Regions from separate parts of the Homo sapiens genome. Here region 1 is linked to region 2. The links are chromatin contacts, found by Hi-C or POLR2A ChIA-PET in ENCODE. All regions are on one chromosome and are shown on one strand. Each heading gives the region's core, a stretch centred on a gene start or an enhancer-like site at or near the end of the contact. The rest is flanking DNA. Distances are from core to core; before and after follow the strand shown. Region 1 has its middle 360 kb from the start of LINC01029. Region 2 has its middle 74 kb from the start of GALR1.

Region 1 (6,858 bases), core at 843-3,342, 310 kb before region 2:
GCTTTCTTCAGAGCTGTCAGAAAGGGACGTTTATGTCTGTAAAGGTTTCTGCTGCCTTTTGTTCAGCTATGACCTGCCCCCAGTGGTGGAGTCTACAGAGGCAGGCAGGCCTTGTTGAGCTGTGGTGGGCTCCACCTGGTTCCACCCTCTTTGTTTACCTACTCAAGCCTCAGCAATGGCAGATGTCCCTCCCCAAGCCAGGCAGCCACCTCGCAGTTCGATCTCAGAGTGCTGCACTAGCAGTGAGCAAGGCTCCATGGGTGTGAGACCTGTGGAGCCATGCGTGGGATATAATCTCCTGGTGTGCCATTTGCTAAGACCATTGGAAAAGCACAGTATTTGGGCAGGAGTGTACTATTCCTCCAGGTACAGTCTGTCACAGCTTTCCTTGGCTAGGAAAGGGAAATCCCCCGACCCCTTGTGCTTCCCAGGTGAAGCAATGCCCTGCCCTGCTTCAGCTTACCCTCTGTGGGCTGCACCCACTGTTCAACCAGTCCCAGTGAGATGAACCAGGTACCTCAGTTGGAAATGCAGAAATAACTCGTCTTCTGCGTCGATCAGGCTGGAAGCTGCAGACCGGAGCTATTCCTATTCGGCCATTTTGGAATGGATTCCCAAAAAGTTGCTTTGAAAAAAAAGTAACCCACATGACACACGAGTGTGAGGCTTCAGTATTCACACACTCACAGGGGGAGGGTGCATGCTGTGTCATTTTGCCTTATCAGCCTGTTTTCCTTTTTCCCCGGGTGACTTGTAATAGGTAGATGGATTGTTTCTTGGACTGAGTCTGTGTCATGGTTTTGCAGCCCTTCAACTTTGCTTATGACATACCTGCCACCACAGTGAGTTTCTCAATGATCCAACTCTGCCCTACAAAACCTTTCCATTCCTTAAGAAATATCCTTAATGCAATTTTTCTATGGAGACTTTCCTGACCACTCCCCACACAGCATTCCTTTCCACCTTGTGTATAATTTTCCTATTCTTTGAGCTCTGTATGCAGTACCTTACTTTGATTGTTTTGTGACTATCTATAAACTCCTCTCCTCATTAAACTACAGATCTCTTGAGGGCAGAAACTCCAATGGATTCATCTTCTTAATGCCTTTATTCCTTAACACAAATCCTGGGACATGGCACACAACAATACACATGTGGTGAATTGATTGTAATATTTAGTGCAAAAACATCAATGTGCCAACCCACTTATCAAATCCATAGGTTGCCAGATCCTGTAGGTGATGAAAGTCCTCTGCATACACAAAACTCAAAATCCTGCTAGATTTACACTGACATAAAATTGATAAGACAAATATAATAATAACAATAAAAGTGTCCAGTTTTAGATAACAGTCTAAATTTCATCAACCCCACATGATTTGTTTTCAGTGCTAACTAACCAAATGAGTAAATATTCTTTGTAAACAACGTCGATATTCTATTTATTGTGTCCATAAAAGACAGGAAAAAAGAGCGTGAGGATTAGGAAATTGTTTTGGCTTTCATCGTGTCATTTCTTTTTGTGAAATCAACCTCTGCATAAGAAAATTACTTACCAGCTTTGAGGCAGCTTGCATTTGCAAACACAGTACAGGCTTTCAATGGGCAATCGACATGGCAGCAGTGAACAGAAAATCAGAGACCCTGGCAGGACTGAAATGGACACATGTGGCCACGCCACACTGCCAGGACCAACACTGCTGGTGCACAGTGCTGTAATAATGGGGACATGGCCGGAATTCACCCTGAGTGAGGCCTCTCCACACTATTTACTACCAACCAACATAAGAAAACTCCGTGCTTTCCATCCAGAAGCTACACCCACTGGGAAACATTTTTTTAGATATAATTGATATTCAACTTTGAAACTGCTCTGAAAAATACAAGAAGGTAAAATTGTCCAAATGTACATCACGCTGTGTGATTCACACTGAGTGTTTCTCTTAAAGAGAACTGAAAACTGTTCCCGGAATTTCTGCCAAATTTCTCTGAGCTCTTCACAGCAGCAGCTCCGTCAAGCTGGCTTGATTCAAACCAAGCGTTTGCCAGGGAAGCTCTTTCACATGTGGGAGTAGCTGAGGCCCTGATATGATTACATCCCTGAACATCGCTGGTTAGCAACTCGCAGAGGAAAAGAGCATGGTGTGTTTGAGACTCAGGCTGTGCGAGCGCCTGCCCTCGGGAGCTCATCCAAGCCCCTGTGGAAAGTCAGGGTGGGGCTTGGTCTCCTGCTCTCCTTCCTGGTGTCTTTGTGGGATTAAATTCCCCCTTCTGCAGATTTCTCGGGGTTATCTCCCGCCCTCCTACCTCCTCTTTCAATATGCTAGCAACTTTTAAAATATGCATATATTCCTTGTGCAGGTACATCAGACTTGCTCATATGTGTCAAGTTTTGTACAAACAGGAACTGAGAACAAAATAATACCAGTTCTGAGAGGTTGTCTCTGACAACACAGTAAAATGTTCCCAAATTTAAAAAAATCTTATCACAGGATTGGACAATTGCATGTTTTATCAGTGAAGGAAGATTAAACCATGAATGCTAATTGTACTTACATATCCCATGCATACCACTTATTCATCATAGGAATGTGGAATCGAAAATGAATGGTTCATTGCAGAATTTTTACATAGGCATTCTGCATCTCATGGTCTCTGAGGATGCTATGAAGTAATATAGGATACGGATTTAAAATGGGAATCCATGGATTTACTATATATATTACCTGTATTGACTGTTAGTGTTAGAAAGGGTTTCAAGAGTTTTGAGCGGTATGCATACTTTACAAAATCCTGTGTTTAATAAAGTGAATTGGTAGCATTCTAGCATGGAAATTACCAACCTGGGTTTTGTGATAAGAAAGATGTATCTCTAATTTCAGCTCTGACACGAGCCGTGGATGTGGTTCCTAAATGTTGTAGCCCTCATTCGCCCCACTAGTGAAATAGGGAAGATGGTTTCTGCTCCTCACAAGGAGTCACTTAGGTAACAATAGTGGTTAGCAGCAAGCACTCCCGCGGTACTGGCATTGAGGAGGCTCTCCTGATTCTTGTGACAGCTCAGCGGCAGCAGCTGGAATGGCAGAAGCATCAGTAACATTCCAGGAGCTGTTATTGTTCTGCATTTTACACAGCATCTGAGCTTCTTTCATCCCCCCTGTATTATGTAGCCCTTTTTCTTTCTGAAAGCTATTTTTGTAGTGGAAAACAAAACAACGAGTCAAGGGAAGTAAATACAGACCCATGTCCATCATCTCATCACCTCTCTATAAGCAGAAGAAAAGAAACTTCCTCCTCACAGCAAAAGTGAGATTAGCTAAACACAGGAAGTGTTCCATGACCCAGAAGGTTGTTTTCCAGAAGGAACTGTAGGCAGGGGCTGTGGAGACCTTGGATCTCCCCACCCACTTAAGGAATGATATTCACATACGGCAAGTTGGGCTGGGCTCAATTCCATTCTCTCACCCACTCTTGCATCAGGGATGAGCCTGGTGGCTGGAGCCCCCCTCCACTCTTGAAGGGGAGACGCAAAGAGAAGGTCAAATGGGAACGCTCAGTGGCCCTGGGGGATCAAATCTTTCTAGTGAGCTGGGGATAGCTGTGAGTCTCCTCATGACCCACAGGCCAGATGCAAAGAGCTGTTTCTTTTGGCCTTGACTTAAAATATTTCCCCCCACGCCAACTGCCAATGGAGCCCAAAGGTGTGCCTTAGAACTGCTCAGGAGTAACTGAGTGTGGCCGATGGCAGACGGTGGTGGGGAGAAGCAGGAGGAAGTGACCAGAACTTCCATGAGGGGAGAAACAGAGAAGGAAGCTCTAGGTCTTGATATGCTCTGGCTGTGTCTCCACCCAAATCTCATCTTGAATTGTAATCTGAACTATAATCCCCATGTGTTGGAGGAGGGACCTGGTGGGAGGTGACTGGATCATGGGGGCAGTTACCCCCATGCTGCTCTTATGATAGTGAGTGAGTTCTCATGAGATCTGATGGTTTTATAAGGGGCTTTTCCCCCTTTGCTTCTCTTTCTCTCTTTCACTCTCCTCTCTCTCTCTCTCCCCCTCTCTCTCTCCTTCTCACCTGCTGCCATGTAAGACATGCCTCTTCCCCTCTGCCATGATTGTAAGTTTCCTGAGGCCTCCCCAGCCATGTAGAATTGTGAGTCAATTAAATCTCTTTTCTTTATAAAGTACACAGTCTCTGGCAGTTCTTTATAGCAGTGTGAGAACAGACAAACAAACACAGGTTTTGAGTCCTATCATCAGATGGACCAGCCCTTCCTGGCTCCTGCTGCATCTGTCCAAGGCCTTCTCAAGTTCTGCAGGCCATCCTGATGGGGAGGTTGGATGAGGAAATGAGGGTGTGCAGCAGTTACCCCTGTGACTGCATCCCGACAAAAATCAAGATGATACTGGCAGAGCACACAAGGTTCTCAAAGCTGAGGACCAAGCCCACAGGTGGCCCCTGGGCCTGGGCAGAGGCAGGGGGGCCCAGGTGTGGTTCAACAGGCACCAAATACCTGCAAAACAACCTGTAATGAGCAATGCATTGGAGACGAGGATTCAGAGCTCTGCAGATATTGAATGGATAGACCACGATGCTCATCACTGAACTGGAAATAAACATGAGAAAGAATGAAGCCAGCAGGCTTTGTGGAAGAAGGCAACAAAAAGGAAGAACAGATCGAAGCTGAAGGGAACGTTAAGCCAGAAAGAAAGTGGCAGAAAAACCCTGAGGAAAGTCAAGATGGTCATGCAGACAGCTGGCAAAACTTCCAAGCAGCACAAAGGGGAAGTGAGAAAATACTCTGCTCTTTCTGGGTCCCAAGCCTGTAGAAACAGAGCGCGTGAGTGACTTCCTGGGGTCCAGAGCGCCAGAAACCCCACCCTCCGCCCGCCCTCCTGTAAGGCAGATTCACTCTCCCTTCCCACCCACCCAATATGCAGGGTCACTGCTGCTTCTTCTACTCTGTTTTCAGGGGAATATGGTGCTTTTCAAAGTATTTGGAACTGAAATAAGAGTCTCCATTTAAAGACTGCTCTTCTCTCTACCAACACCCAGAAAAACCAGGGCTGTTGGGACCCACACCCACCCTGCCGTCTGTTCCATGGCTTGAAAGCCAGTGTTTTCCACATCAGTGAATTATGATGGTGCTAAAAAAATTAAATTTAACAGATTTTAATTGAGCAAAGAATGATTCTGAATGGGCTCACAGCAACCCTGGGGTTGCCACATGATATGCTTTGGCTGTGTCCCCACCCAAATCTCATCTTGAATTGTAGCTCCCATAATTCCCACATGTCATGAAAGGGACCCAGTGGAAGGTAATCAAATCATGGGGGCAGGTCTTTCCCATGCTGTTCTCATGGTAGTGAATACGTCTCATAAGATCTGATGGTTTTATACAGGGCAGTTCCCCTGCACACACTATCTCTTGCCTGCTGCCATTTAAGACATCCCTTTACTCTTCTTTCATCTTCCACCATGATTGTGAGGCCTCCAACCCATGTGGAACTGTGGAGTCCATTAAAACTCTGTCCTTTGTAAATTACCCAGTCTCGGGTTTATCTTCATCAGCAGTGTCAGAACAGACTAATAGAGTAAATTGGTACCAGTAGAGTGGGGTGCTGCTGTAAAGATACTTGAAAATGTGGAAATGACTTTGGAACTGGGTAACAGGCAGAGGCTGGAACAGTTTGGAGGGTTTAGAAGAAGACAGGAAAATGTGGGGAAGTTTGGAGCTTCCTAGAGATTTGTTGAATGGCTTTGACCAAAATGCTGATAGCGACATGGACAATAAAGTCCAGGCTGCGGTGGTCTCAGATAGAGATGACGAACTTGTTGGGAACTGGAGCAAAGATGACTCCTGCTTTGTTTTAGTAAAGAGATGTCACATTTTGCCCCTGCCCTAGAGATCTGTGGAACTTTGAACTTGAGGGAGTTGATTTAAGGCATCTAGCAGAAGAAATTTCTAAGCAGCAAAGTGTTCAAGAGGTGACTTGAGTACTGTTAAAGGCATTCAGTTTTATGTATTCTCAAAGATATGGTTTGGATTTGGAATTTATGTTTAAAAGGGAAGCAGAACACAAAATTCTGGAAATTTGCAGCCCAACAATATGATAGAAAAAAAAATTCTGAGGAGAAATCCAAGCGAGCTGCAGAAACTTGCATAAGTAATGAGAAGCCTAATGTTAAACACCAAAGCAATGGGGAAAATGTCTCCAGGACATGTCAGGGGTCTTCACAGCAGCCCCTCCCAACACAAGCCAGGAGGCCTAGAAGGAAAAAAAATGGTTTCCTGGATCAAGATCAAGACTCCCTGCACTATGCAGCCTAGACATGGAGACCTGCATCCCAGCTGCTTCAGCTCCAGCCATGGCTAAAAGGGGCCTATGTACAGCTCAGGCTTTTGATTCAGGGGGTGCAAGCCCCAAGCCTTGGCAGCTTACATGTGGTGTTGGGCCTGCAGGTGCATTTGGGTCAAAAATTGAGGTTTGGGAACCTCCACCTACCTTTCAGAAGATGTATGCAAATGCCTGAATGTCCAGACAGAAGTTTGCTAGAGGGTGGGTCCTCATGGAGAACATCTACTAGGGCAGTGCAGAAAAGAAATGTGGGGTTAGATCCCCCACACAGAGTCTCCCCTGGGACACTGCCTAGTGGAGCTGTGAGAAGAGGGCCATCGTTCTCCAGATCCCAGAATTGTAGATCCACTGACAGCTTGCATCGTGCACCTGGAAAAACCACAGGTGCTCAACATCAGCTGTGAAAGCAGCCAAGTGGGAAGCTGTACCCTGCAAAGCCACAGAGGCAGAGCTCCCCAAAGCCATGGGAGCCCATCTCTTGCATCAACATGATCT
Region 2 (5,972 bases), core at 3,434-5,933:
GCAAACTATCACAAGGACAAAAAACCAAACACTGCATGTTCTCACTCATAGGTGGGAATTGAACAATGAGAACACATGGACACAGGAAGGGGAACATCACAAACTGGGGCCTGTTGTGGGGTGGGGGGAGGAGGGAGGGATAGCATTAGGAGATATACCTAATGTTAAATGACGAGTTACTGGGTGCAGCACACCAACATGGCACATGTATACATATGTAACAAACCTGCACGTTGTGCACATGTACCCTAAAACTTAAAGCATAATAAATAAAAAAGAGACTCTGCCATTTGTGACAACATGGATGAACCCTAGAAGATATTATGCTAGGTGAAATAAGCCAGACACAGACAGAAAAATATGCATGATCTCACTTACATGGGGAATCTTTAAAAAAGTCAAATATATAGAAAGAGAAAACAGTGTTTACCAAAGGCAGAAAAGGGGAAGAAATGAAGACACGTAGGTTAAAAGGTACAAAGTGACAATTATGTAGGATGAATAGGACCAGAGATCTAATGTGCAGCATCAGGATTCTAAAATTAATATATTGCATTATACAATTATAATAGTTAGAATAACATAATATGTTAATAATTATAATAAAATTATAACAACTATAATTATTATATTTAATAATAGTGTAGTGTGTACCAAAAAATTGCTAAGAGAAGATTTTGGTGCTGTTATCACACACACAAAACTACCATATCTATGGCTATGGAAGGTGATGGGTATGTTAATTTTCTGGACTATGTAATCATTTCACGATGTATCTGTATACTAAAACAATATATATACTTTTTTTAAGTCTCACTGGGCTTTATGAGCTCATGTGCCCTAGGCTACAATTTATTGCACCAATGGCCTAACATGTGTATGGTAAGAAAAGCACTCAAAGCACACTAAAGAAGTGAAAAGATTCCTCTTGTGGACCACAGCCTGCAGTGCTTTCATGAGAAGGCTGGAAATGCAGATTCCACTCGTACGAGATGAACTATTTTGATTTAAATCAACCCTGTGTATTCAGAGCTGCTACATCACTGGTGGGCACCCAGGTGCCGCAATGCTCACTCACATTTGTGGCTGGACATTTCTTTAGTCACAACCTGGCACTCAGTTTTCGAAGGAGTGATGTGCACCAGGGGGCAGCCAGCTTTTTCAGTAAAGAGCCAAACAGTAAGTCCTCTAGGTCCTGTGGGTCACACGGTCCCCCTCAGGGTTCTCCAAACTCACCACTGTGGCACCAAAGCACAGGGGAGCAGCTGTGTTCCAGTAACATCTCACTCAGGGACACTGAGATCGGGATTTCCCAGAATTCTCATGTGTCTCGAAATCTTCTTTTAATTTTTTCCAGCAAATGAACATGTAAAGATCATTCTTAGCCCCATAGCCAGCATCTGGCCCTCAGGTTGTTGTAGGATGTGAGCCTCTGGTGGACACTACTACTGTTTCTTGGGAACATTTTCTCTATCACATTCCAGTTTCCCATAACGACTTTTCTGCTATTCAGTATGTGTTATTCAAGATAAAACTTGACATTGTAATCATCATTTCTAATACACTATTCATCGCACCTGCTTTGTGTCTTTAATTGCTAGTTCTGCACCGTGAAGACGGTTTTCATGCGAATTGTTCCACGTTTCTCACCAATTTAAAACTCACGGTGCTTTGGCTGTGGTGCTGTTTTGTTTTATTTTGTTAAATTTAATGGCCAAGTGTTTTGAGCAGGAGATTAAAAAAAAAAAGATAGTTCTTCTAAGTGCTATGGTCATAGCAAAACTCTTTCTGGGATCATCACTGTTGTCCATCAATTGATCTTAACTTTGAATGAGACATAAGATCATGACCTGCTTGCATTATTAATGGAATCCCAAACACATAGAATTTTTCCTGACAACTTATTTTTATAAAAATAATATTTGTTTATTAAAATAAGCCATTTTTGAAAAAAAATCTGCCGTTCCTAGGTACCTAAGACTTCCCAAAGGCATTCAGAGTAGATGTGTTCTTTTACGCTGTGTTGTGCTTTTCACTTCACTTCAAATGCACACGTTCAGTTATGGATACAGCCACATGTTTGACTGTTTGTGGGTGCTGTGGCAGTCCACTCTATTATCAGGACATAGGTTGTTGAAACATGCCATTTGCTTGGTTATTCGGGGAGATTCCCAAGTTCTTCCTCTTACACAATGTCACTGAAGTTATATTTGTCCAATTTCAAAGGGAGTTATTTCCTTGAGATTCATTCCCCAAAGTTGAATTTCAAATCAAGAAGCACTAGCAGCGCTATTTTTATTGGATATTGCCACATGCAAAGTATTTCAAAATAGTCCCCACAACCTTGGATTTTATCTTTTTAGTGCACTTGCACTGTGTGAGCGTGTATGGCACAGTAACAGGTTTTAATCTGCATTTTCTAATTTAGCTGCACTTCTCTTCAGTGGATGATTTTTTGTTTGTACTCACTTACATTGTCTGTGATATCGTGAAAGTCCTCTCGGCAGTTGGCAGTGTTGCTGAGAACACATGGAAACACTTCTGAAAGAATTTATTGGGAAAATATATTTCCAGTGCCCAGGATTTTGGAACAGAGATGCTCCTTCTCTGCTGCCAGAGACGATTTCAACTCCAGATTTGGAATTTCCATTTGAAGAGCCCATTCCTCCCACCTTCATCCAACCTGCCGAGGACACACCGGATGTCATTGCAGCAAGCCAGCTTGCTGTCACCATGCTGTTCGCACAGCTCCTAAGCCGTTCACCACCACCCCGTGTGACATGCTTCCCCGATGCCCTGGCACGTGCTCCCTTGGCAAGTGTTTATTGAGTACTCGCTACAGGAGGTGCTCTAAATGTGAACAAGAGAGATGTGGCTCCAACTCTATTAAGCTTCAGTTCCTGGGAGAGGGACTTATTAAGCCATTATTTGTACATTTAAAAATTTCCATGACCTCAGTGCAGAGGGGTCTGTGGCAAATAATGCTGTAGCATAGAATATTCACTTAATCAAGTTTAGATTTGACACAGCCTGTGGGGTGCCAATGGTCACTCTGAGTCCTTGTCTTCCCCTCGGCACTGCACACACCTTTCTTCCCGAAACACCTTCCTCACTTGGCTATGCGATGTCACATGCTCCTGGCATATGTCCTACAACACAGCTGTTCACTCCTCTTTCAACCCACTCAACACTGGAGCGCTCTGGGCTCGTTCTTCATCCCTCTGATTCGTCGACACTCAATTTGGATGACCCAAGATTCTAAATGCAATTTATTCCTGATTTGATGACACTCACAATTGTATCTCCAGTCCCAACTTTTCTGCTAAATTCCATGTTCACGTATTTCCACTCTCTACTTGATAATCTCCATTCGGATGTCCAAAAAGCACTTCCGATTTTAAAATGTCCAAAGAATAGCTTTGATTCCTCATTCCCCAGCCTCCATTCTACATAAATCAGTCCCATTTCAGTAGCTCAGATAAAAATCCTGAGAGTTATCTTGTGTTTCTCTTTTACTTCTACCTCTCACAGCCAATCCTGTTGACTCTAACTTCAAGTTACATCCCAAATAAACCGCTTTTCACGCCCAGATCACACCACTAAATCCATGCCACTATCATGTATCATTTGCCTAAAATAAAAGTTTCCTAACAGGGTTCTGCCCTTCCATGGTCTACCCTCTACACAGCAACTGGAGCAAACTTTCAAAATCTCCAACCTGAGTGTGCACTCGGAGTGAAATCCAGACTCCCCGTGACAGCCCTGCGGAGTGAGCCCTGACTCCCTGGGTGCAGATCCCATCGGCCTTCCTGCCACATCAGGACCAGGCCTGACCACGGGGCTTGCCTCTCCTGCTCCTTGGCGATGAGGGAAGTGCTGCATGGTTGCTTCGAGTCCGTCTGATCCAGCAAATCTGTACCTCTACATCTCTGAACGTTTGATCTCTTGTTGACCTAACAGGAAAAGCTGAATCTACACTCCCAGGCTGCAGTACTAAGGCTTGGCCCAAATTGCGTAAGTAGAGAGCTGATTTGAGCCAAACCTTAGTACTGCAGCCTGGGAGCACAGATTCAAGGTGCCCTGAACGTACACTCTCATTAGCAGCAGTAACAAGTGGATTTTTAAAGGGAAAGAAGAGGCAGTTTCTGAGTTGTTTACCAAGAATTTACCTTAAAATAACATAAGCTGTTGATTGGCTAGACATTGTTAAGCTTCAGAGTATGGATTAGAGTGTCCAGTGTCCAGTGCAGCATTATTCAGTTAATTTATAACTGCTCGCAGTGCAAGCAGTTTCAGGAGAACGCACAGCTCAAAGTCGGGGGAGCAGGACGCGATTACCAGCTTATTTTAATGCCTCTCTGGGCCTGATCATTTAAAAGGACTTGCGTCGCACAGATAAATGTTCTAGTCTTTCCTCACTCTTTTATTTGGAATAAACACAGCTGTTCACTTCTGATAACGGCTGTGTCATTTGTACAGGACTAACCCTTCTGCAGGTAACAACGATAAACTCAGAATGAAATACAGAAAACAACCATGGAAGGCACTGGAGAGAGATAAGGGACAGGCAGATGTGGGAGGTGAGTCACTCCCTGAAAAAAGGAGCTCCTCCTCCCCAGCACACGTGTGCGCGTGCACGTGCAGGGCAGCTAGGACTCAGGAGTCGACTGACCTTCAGACTCCAGAGGTCAGAGGATGGAGGGCAGGGCTGGCAGAGGTACCAGAAAGTGAGGGGGTGGATCTCTCAGAAGGAGGAAGCCGCAGAACACGGAACAGGAGCCAGAAAATTCTGTGTGTATGAATACACCATACATATGCATCTGTGTGTATACATATACCTACATGTATATCATGTATGCTTATGTGTGTATACATATATAAAGATATATATACACACATTAAATATATTTAGTATACTAAATATTGCTAAATATCAAATAATAATTATGTTTATGCTTTTAATAATTTAATACAATAAGTAGTTTAATACAATAATGTTTATTGTATTAAATTATTAATTATTGTATAAATTGTTAATACGATAAACATTATTGTGTTAAACATTAATCAATATATTAAATATATTAACTACTGGTTAATTTATCTGATATATTAAATATATTTATTATTGGTTAATTGATATATTTAATCTATTAACTACATTTGTTAATAATATATTTAGTACGCAAAATGTTTAATATAGTAAATATATTTACACACATAATAAACAAATGTATGTACTGTCTAAAATGCTGACAATAACATTTTTGTAAGGTTGTCTTTGAGATGGCTTTCACAGCAGTCTACAGAAGTGTGAAGTGTTTATGTGGAAGATTGCGTCCTGCCGTGCCAGGCTTTTCAAGCAGCCTTTAGTACAATCTTCTTCACAGGTTATTAATAGCTCCTTCAAGGACTGCCAAGGCTTAAATAATAGCAGGAAACACAAGCATGTGTCTCTAGGGGAATCATAGACTACGCAGCCACACTGAGAGAGGATCACAAGCACCAGCAATCCCAGCAGAAGAACAGGTGCCCTCAGCCACATCAGGATTTCAAAACAGTCACGGGACAATTATCAGCACACTTATTGGCCTCCAGGCTGTACACATTCACAAGTGTCCATGTTTGTTGCTACTGTTTGTAGTGTCTCAAGTCAGGGTGGCACATATATCAATCTCATATTGACCAGAATCTTTGTGCAGCAGTGTTCCATGGTGCATGGGCAGCAACATGCTCCAAAGAGTGAGTTTAGTATTTTACTTTATATTAGCTATATTTGGGGTGGTGAGTTGGACCAGCCAGAAAAAAGCGTCTTGTAAGAGGGATACCACATTGCCACCTTCCCAGAAATTCCCAATCCTGATATGCTTTGGAAGTTTAAATTTTTTTTAATTGAATACTCTGCTCATGTTATCAAACCAAACCGGGGTCAGCTCTCCCATGCAGTTAGACCAGATGTCCACACTAAGGCT

Evidence for each region. Hi-C counts contacts between places; a loop is a spot of excess contacts on that map. ChIA-PET counts read pairs that join two places held with the same protein, here RNA polymerase II (POLR2A).
Region 1: a map of dorsolateral prefrontal cortex shows a loop between it and region 2 (5-fold over the local background). The contact joins two enhancer-like sites. A Hi-C loop is called at or near these places in 1 of 168 maps with a recorded cell type or tissue (dorsolateral prefrontal cortex). POLR2A ChIA-PET finds 5 or more read pairs at or near these places in 1 of 52 experiments (activated CD4-positive, alpha-beta T cell).

The regions. Positions count from the first base shown.
Region 1 is chr18:77,630,870-77,637,727 of GRCh38, reverse strand. It overlaps the pseudogene LOC100421527. Among named protein-coding and RNA genes, the nearest start is that of LINC01029, 360 kb to the left of the region's middle. Within about 2 kb of position 2,092, at least 4 of the 41 ENCODE cell types and tissues checked have a DNase peak (open chromatin) inside an H3K27ac peak, as active enhancers do.
Region 2 is chr18:77,320,647-77,326,618 of GRCh38, reverse strand. No RefSeq gene overlaps it. Among named protein-coding and RNA genes, the nearest start is that of GALR1, 74 kb to the right of the region's middle. Within about 2 kb of position 4,683, at least 2 of the 41 ENCODE cell types and tissues checked have a DNase peak (open chromatin) inside an H3K27ac peak, as active enhancers do.